Linked DNA regions of Homo sapiens: region 2 is linked to region 1. The links are chromatin loops, found by intact Hi-C in ENCODE. Cell type or tissue: GM12878. All regions are shown on one strand. Links, peaks and the distances in the headings refer to the core of each region. The heading gives the core; the rest is flanking DNA. Region 1 overlaps GABPA (GA binding protein transcription factor subunit alpha). Region 2 overlaps LOC105372757 (a long non-coding RNA gene).

What was found. Hi-C counts contacts between places; a loop is a spot of excess contacts. Peaks named below come from ENCODE experiments on the same cell type or tissue, not always from the same donor. Only the 100,000 strongest peaks of a DNase experiment are listed, where the experiment ranks them.
Region 2: a loop joins it to region 1, with 4 times the contacts of the local background. A loop is called at or near these places in 13 of 110 quality-filtered maps.

The regions. Positions count from the first base shown.
Region 1 is chr21:25,737,516-25,740,432 of GRCh38, forward strand. The region is part of intron 1 of GABPA (GA binding protein transcription factor subunit alpha); the gene reads left to right. Among named protein-coding and RNA genes, the nearest start is that of GABPA, 4.0 kb to the left of the region's middle. In GM12878, for the core only: no CTCF peak of the experiment used is centred there; no DNase peak of the experiment used is centred there; H3K4me3 peaks cover 1,930 bases; H3K27ac peaks cover 988 bases.
Region 2 is chr21:25,800,554-25,803,470 of GRCh38, forward strand. LOC105372757 (a long non-coding RNA gene) reads right to left here. Exons shown (of 3, transcript XR_937622.2): 2 at 961-1,069. Among named protein-coding and RNA genes, the nearest start is that of GABPA, 67 kb to the left of the region's middle. In GM12878, for the core only: a CTCF peak has its summit at 1,179 (motif pointing left); a DNase peak (open chromatin) is centred at 1,168.

The DNA of each region.
Region 1 (2,917 bases), core at 1-2,500:
TTTTCTCTATTTGGCACTTTCTAGGGATTGGTCTATAAATTTTTTGAAAGATCATAGGATAAATTTCTTTGTAGCAACTTCCTATTTTAGTGTTTATGTTAGGGGAGCCCCAGGTGTCCCTGCTGATACGCCATTAGGGCCACTTCTCAGCCTCTGGCTACATCATAATGCTTTTTTTTCTATCTTGCCAAAGTTTCCAGAAAATTTATGTTTTCTAATTTTAAAAAAATTGGTTGTGGAGATGGGAGTGGACCTCTTTATAAGCCCTGAAAATAAGTGATTTTTTTTAAGTGCTATTCTGCTATAAACCTGATTCTCACTTTTTTCTGTAGACAACAGTTTTTTATAATATATCTATTTTGTGTGGACATTATTTCCTTTTAACCAATACTGAAATTCCATAGTGTATACTTTCTCCACATTTTCTTTGATTAATACTTTCTTAAAATAGACACTTGGATTGGCACCAGCTGTCACCAATAAAGCTGCCCTGAACATTGTCAATCAATCCTGTTAACCAATTTGAGAATTTTTCTGGAATGCTTAGTTAGGGATGAAATTGCTGGGTTATAGGTATGAGTATGCTTGATATACTTTTCTCCAGAATGTCTACACCTGTGTGTACACCACATCTCCAGAGATAGGGGAATCTTATGTCCCTGCTAACTGCTCTCGTTATTTAATTTTCTGACATTTGCCGCCGCCGCCGCCCCCTGCCCCCAACACACACATGGTATAAAGTGGTAGTTTCTTGTTTTAAATTGAACTTTTGAATGATTTGAATTTGGGCATTTCTTTGTATCCTGAGTTATTTTGGTTTCCCGTTATGTGAATATCCTTTTCCTATGCTTTAACTACTTTTCTAATTTGTCCCTTTTTTTGGTTATCAAATTCCAGGCCATTGTCTATTCCATCGTCACTTTTGGGTATTGGAAACATCTTTCCATTCTGTAGCCTGTCTGTTGAACATAAATCTTGATTTTTATGTAATCAGATTTTTCTCCTTACGGTTATGTTCTTGGAATTTTATTTAAGAAATCTTTTTCTATCCTGAGACCACAAAAATGTCCCCACCATTTTCTTCTGTTTCATAGTTTTGCCTTGTATGTTTAATCCTTTAAGGCATGTGTAGTTCATTTTATATGGTGTGAAATAGTTCTTATTCATTTATTCAACACATATTGGTGGAGTGCCTGCTGAAGGTAGTACTCTTCAGAGTACTTTGTATATATTTGTGAACACATATTCTTGCCCTGGAAGCTTATGTTGTCCTTCAAGGTAGATCCCTACTCGGTTTCCACCTGTTTTCTTCAGCCCTCAGGATGAATTCCACAATTTTACACATAGCACCAGTTAAGGAATAGGCTTTATTGGAGAAAAGGAAGGCTTATTAGACCAGCATCAGCAAGAAAAAAAAAAACCAAAAACAGAGGGTCTTCATTTCTTCATCATCCCCAAAAAAGCCTGCTGGAGCCTGCGCATTCTGCTAGATATGCACGTGAACAGAATCTGCGCAGTCGGCTAGATGTGCTTGTGAACGGAGCCTGCGCAGTCTGCTCCATATGCATGCGTCCATCCCAGTGGAGAACCTTACCCTTTTATTGTTCGTCCTTAAAGGGCAAGCCTGAGAGCAACCTTAATTACGTGGGAAAAATTAGATCATTTTGTATCAGGCAGTCTAGATTTGGGTGCCAGCTATTTGTCAGAAAACCAGCTACCCCATAGTTGGAGATATTGAGAACTTAGGAGAGTTATAGCCCTTTCTAAAGTGGGAAGGGAGACTCAGTTTCTTAATGCTAGTGTAACAAATTATGCAAATTTAGTGGCTTAAAAACACCACCTGTTTATTATCTTACAGTTTTGGAGTCAGAAATATGAAGTAGGTCTCTGGGCTAAAATGAGGTGTTGCCAGTGCTGTTTTTCTAGAGCCTTCGAGGGAGAATCCGTTCCTTGTCTAGCTTTCAGAAGCTACCTGCATTCCTTGGCTCAAAGCTCCTTTCCTCCATCTTCAAAGCCAGTCACAGCTAACCGGCAGATCTTCACATTGAATCACTCTGGCTCTCTCTTCCAATTTCCTCTTCTACTTTTAAGGACCTTCTACTTTTATTTATTTGTTTCAAGAGATAGGGTCTCGCTGTTGCCCAGGAGGGAGTGCAGTGGCACGATCATCATTGACTGCAGCCTCGACTCCTGGTCTCAAGCGATCTTCTCACTTCAGCCTCCCAAGTAGCTAGGACAACAGTTGCACACCACCATGCCTGGCTAATTTTAAAAATGTTTTTATAGGAGACAGGTTCTTTTTATGTTGCCCAGGCTGGTCTTGAACTCATGGGTTCAAACAGTCCTCTCTCCTCGATCTCCCAGAGTATTAGGATTACAGGCATGAGGCACCGTATCTGGCCCTAGCTGCGTTTTAAAAACGATCACACTCTGGCCGTTGTATTGACTGAGAATAGACTGTGAGGGGACAAGAGTGGACACAGGGACCCCCTTTAGGAGATTGTTGCAGTACTCCAGGTAAGGGGTGGTGGTGGCTGTTGTACTGATATACGCAATACAGAGCCTATATTTGGACAACCATGGTTCATCCCCATCTGGAATGATACCTACTTAGGTTGATACACCAAAACTGTGACATGGAGCCACAAGTGGTTTAGCCTCACCTCTGAATAGCGTTCGTATGAGATGGAGCTCAAAATAAGATTGCTCTATGCAAAGCATTTGAATGCAGTGCCTGATGCTCGGCGAGTAATGGTTAATACAAATGAACATTTAAATTCTTCATTTAGTGAAATCTTGTAAGTGGGAGCACAACTCTTTTGTAAATGTCGAAATACCAAATTTAGTGGAGCGTTCCTTTTAAAGGTACGCCTCTTTTTAGATGTGGTAGTACGCTTAGAATAACTACTCAGAAGGT
Region 2 (2,917 bases), core at 177-2,676, 63 kb after region 1:
TCAAAAACTTGCAGCCATTAAAACTACATTTTTTTGGCCGGGCGCGGTGGCTCATGCCTGTAATCCCAGCACTTTGGGAGGCCAAGGCAGGTGGATCACCTGAGATCAAGAGTTCGAGACCAGCCTGGCCAACATGGCGAAACCCCATCTCTACTAAAAGTACAAAATTAGCCCGGCGTGGTGGCACGTGCCTGTAGTCCCAGCTATTCAGGAGGCTGAGGCATGAGAATCGCTTGAACCCAGGAGGCAGAGGTTGCAGTGAGCTGAGATCACACCTCTGCACTCCAGCCTGGGTGACCAAGTGAGACTTCGTCTCAAAAAAACAAACAAACAAAAACCTTTTTTTCCTCTCAAATCTTTTGATCCTGAATTAATACAGAATCTTATTCAAGTGGATGCTAACTCCATTGTGTGGAACTTTTTTTCTTTTCTTTTTTTTTTTTTGGACAGAGTCCTGCTCTGTCGCCCAGGCTGGAATACAATGGTGGAATCTCTGCCTACTGCAACCTCTGCCTCCCGGGTTCAAGCAATTCTCCTGCCTCAGCCTCCCGAGTAGCTGGCATTACAGGCCCCCGCCACCACGTCCAGCTAATTTTGGCATTTTTAGTAGGGACGGGGTTTTGCCATGTTGGCCAGGCTGGTCTCGAACTCCTGACCTCAAGCGATCCCCCTGCTTCGGCATCCCAAAGTGCTGCGATTACAGGCGTGAGCTACCGAGCCCAGCCTCTTTGGGACATTTCTTCTTTTCTAAACATACAGCAGTGGTGGTGAAAATATAAAATGAAGATATAAAAAGGCATAGTGATGCTCAAAACCCAAATTAGGGTCTGTGTAGACTGGGAAGCAGCACTTGGACAGAGACAGATGAGTGAGCTGAAGATCCAGGACTGTGGTTGTGGGTCGGAGTTGGGCTCTGTCGGGATAAATCGCTCCGCAGAAGACGGGCTAGAGTCTGCTCACCATTGAAGGAAAGGCCAGTGCGGTTTTTCTGCCCCTGAAATGTTATTCAGAACTCCTGCTGCTGACACTTTACCACTCAGGTTTCTGCGACAGTTGGGTTTCTGTGGACCTGAAGAAGAGGGAGGACACAGACTCACAAGCCGGAACGGCATGCGACGAGCCCCCCAGAGGCCCATAACTGAACTGCAGTGTCTCCAGCCGCGCCCTGTGCAATGATTTGGTTCTGCATTGCGCCCCCTAGAGGTGAGTGGAAGCAATGTCCAAGCTGTGGGCAAGTAGGATTGAGTACCCGAAGGGAGTGAAAGCAAAAAGCAAAACGCAAAAACAGCCAAGGAGCCTGCAAACCAAATATTGAGAATGCATGAAGAAATGCAATGCCAAGAAAGAAAACTGCAAGATCATCATCAAGTAAATGTGGGTCAGATAAAAATAATAGGACAATCTGAAAGAAGACTTTCACATAAATATTTAAGGTACTTCAAGGGAAAATTAAGAGAAATATTCTAAAAAAAAAAAAGTAAAAGGTAGAGAAAAAAATGTAAGACAAAATAGGCATAAATAAACCAACTATGGGTAAACATGAAAAATAACTGATTAGAAATATGAAAAATAAAAATCATAAATATACCTTAAGAAATTGGATAAAGTATATTGGACATAATTGAAGGAGAAAATTAGTTGATGAAACCATTCATGCAGAAATAGTGGATAGATGGAAGGCTTTCCCCATGTATTCAAAAGAAGGTCCAGAAAAGAAAATGGAGGGAAGAGTAGAGAAATTATATTTAAACAGTGACTAGCTAAGGCTTTCTCAGAATCAAGTTCAAACACAAGTTTTTAAATTAGGAGAGGGCTGGGTACAGTGGCTCTCACCTGTAATCCTAGCACTTTAGGAGGCTGAGGCAGGAGGATTGCTTGAGCCCAGGAGTTCGAGGCTGCAGTGAGCCATAATCACATTACTGCAACACTACACTCCAGCATGGGCAACAGAGTGAGATTTTTGTCGCAAAAAAAAAAAGTAAAAGTTAAAACATAAAATAAATTTACTAGAAGGGTAGTTCAAGTACCAAGAATAATGAAAAATAAACCAAAATAAGACACATTATAGTAAAACTAGGAAAATTTAAGTTACTGGGAAAAAAGATTACCACATATTAATAACTGAAGTTATTATCAGCAAAGATAGATGCATAGAGTGAAATAGTATCTTAAATAACCTTAAAGGCCATAATTATTAGCCTAGTGTTTTATACCCAGAGAATGAGGGCTATACTAAGAGTTGGCCACAGATGTCTTCTTAATTAAAAACAATACTGGTTGGGCATGGTGGCTAATGCCTGTAATCCCAGTACTTTGGGAGGCCAAGGCAGGCAGATCACAAGATCCAGGGGTTCGAGACCAGCCTGACCAACATGGTGAAACTCTGTCTCTACTAAAAATACAAAAATTAGACGGGCGTGGTGGCACATGCCTGTAATCCCAGCTACTCAGGAGGCCAAGGCAGGAGAATCGCTTGAACCTGGGAGGCGGAGGTCGCAGTGAGCCAAGATGGCACCACTGCACTCCAGCCTGGGTGACAGAGCGAGACTCCATTTCAAAAAGAAAAATAAAAAATAAAATAAAAACAATACTAACAACAAAAAACTATTAAAGGATATACTTCAGCAGGAAAAAATCTGAACCCAAAGAAAAGGCATTGAGATACAAAAATACTGTAAATATGGAAACTGATAAAATATTTTGGTGAGAATAATATGGACTATGTAAATAAAATTATACCTCTAAGCAAGAAGAAAATGAAAGAGCAGAAAAGCAATAATGAAGCAAATAAAAAGTATGGTGATCAGGAAGATCAGGAAAAGAAAAAGCAAAGAATGAGAATAAGAAAATAGAAACAATTCCAGCTGTGTAAATAATCACTAACGGTAGACAGATTAAACTCACCTTTTAAAGAGAC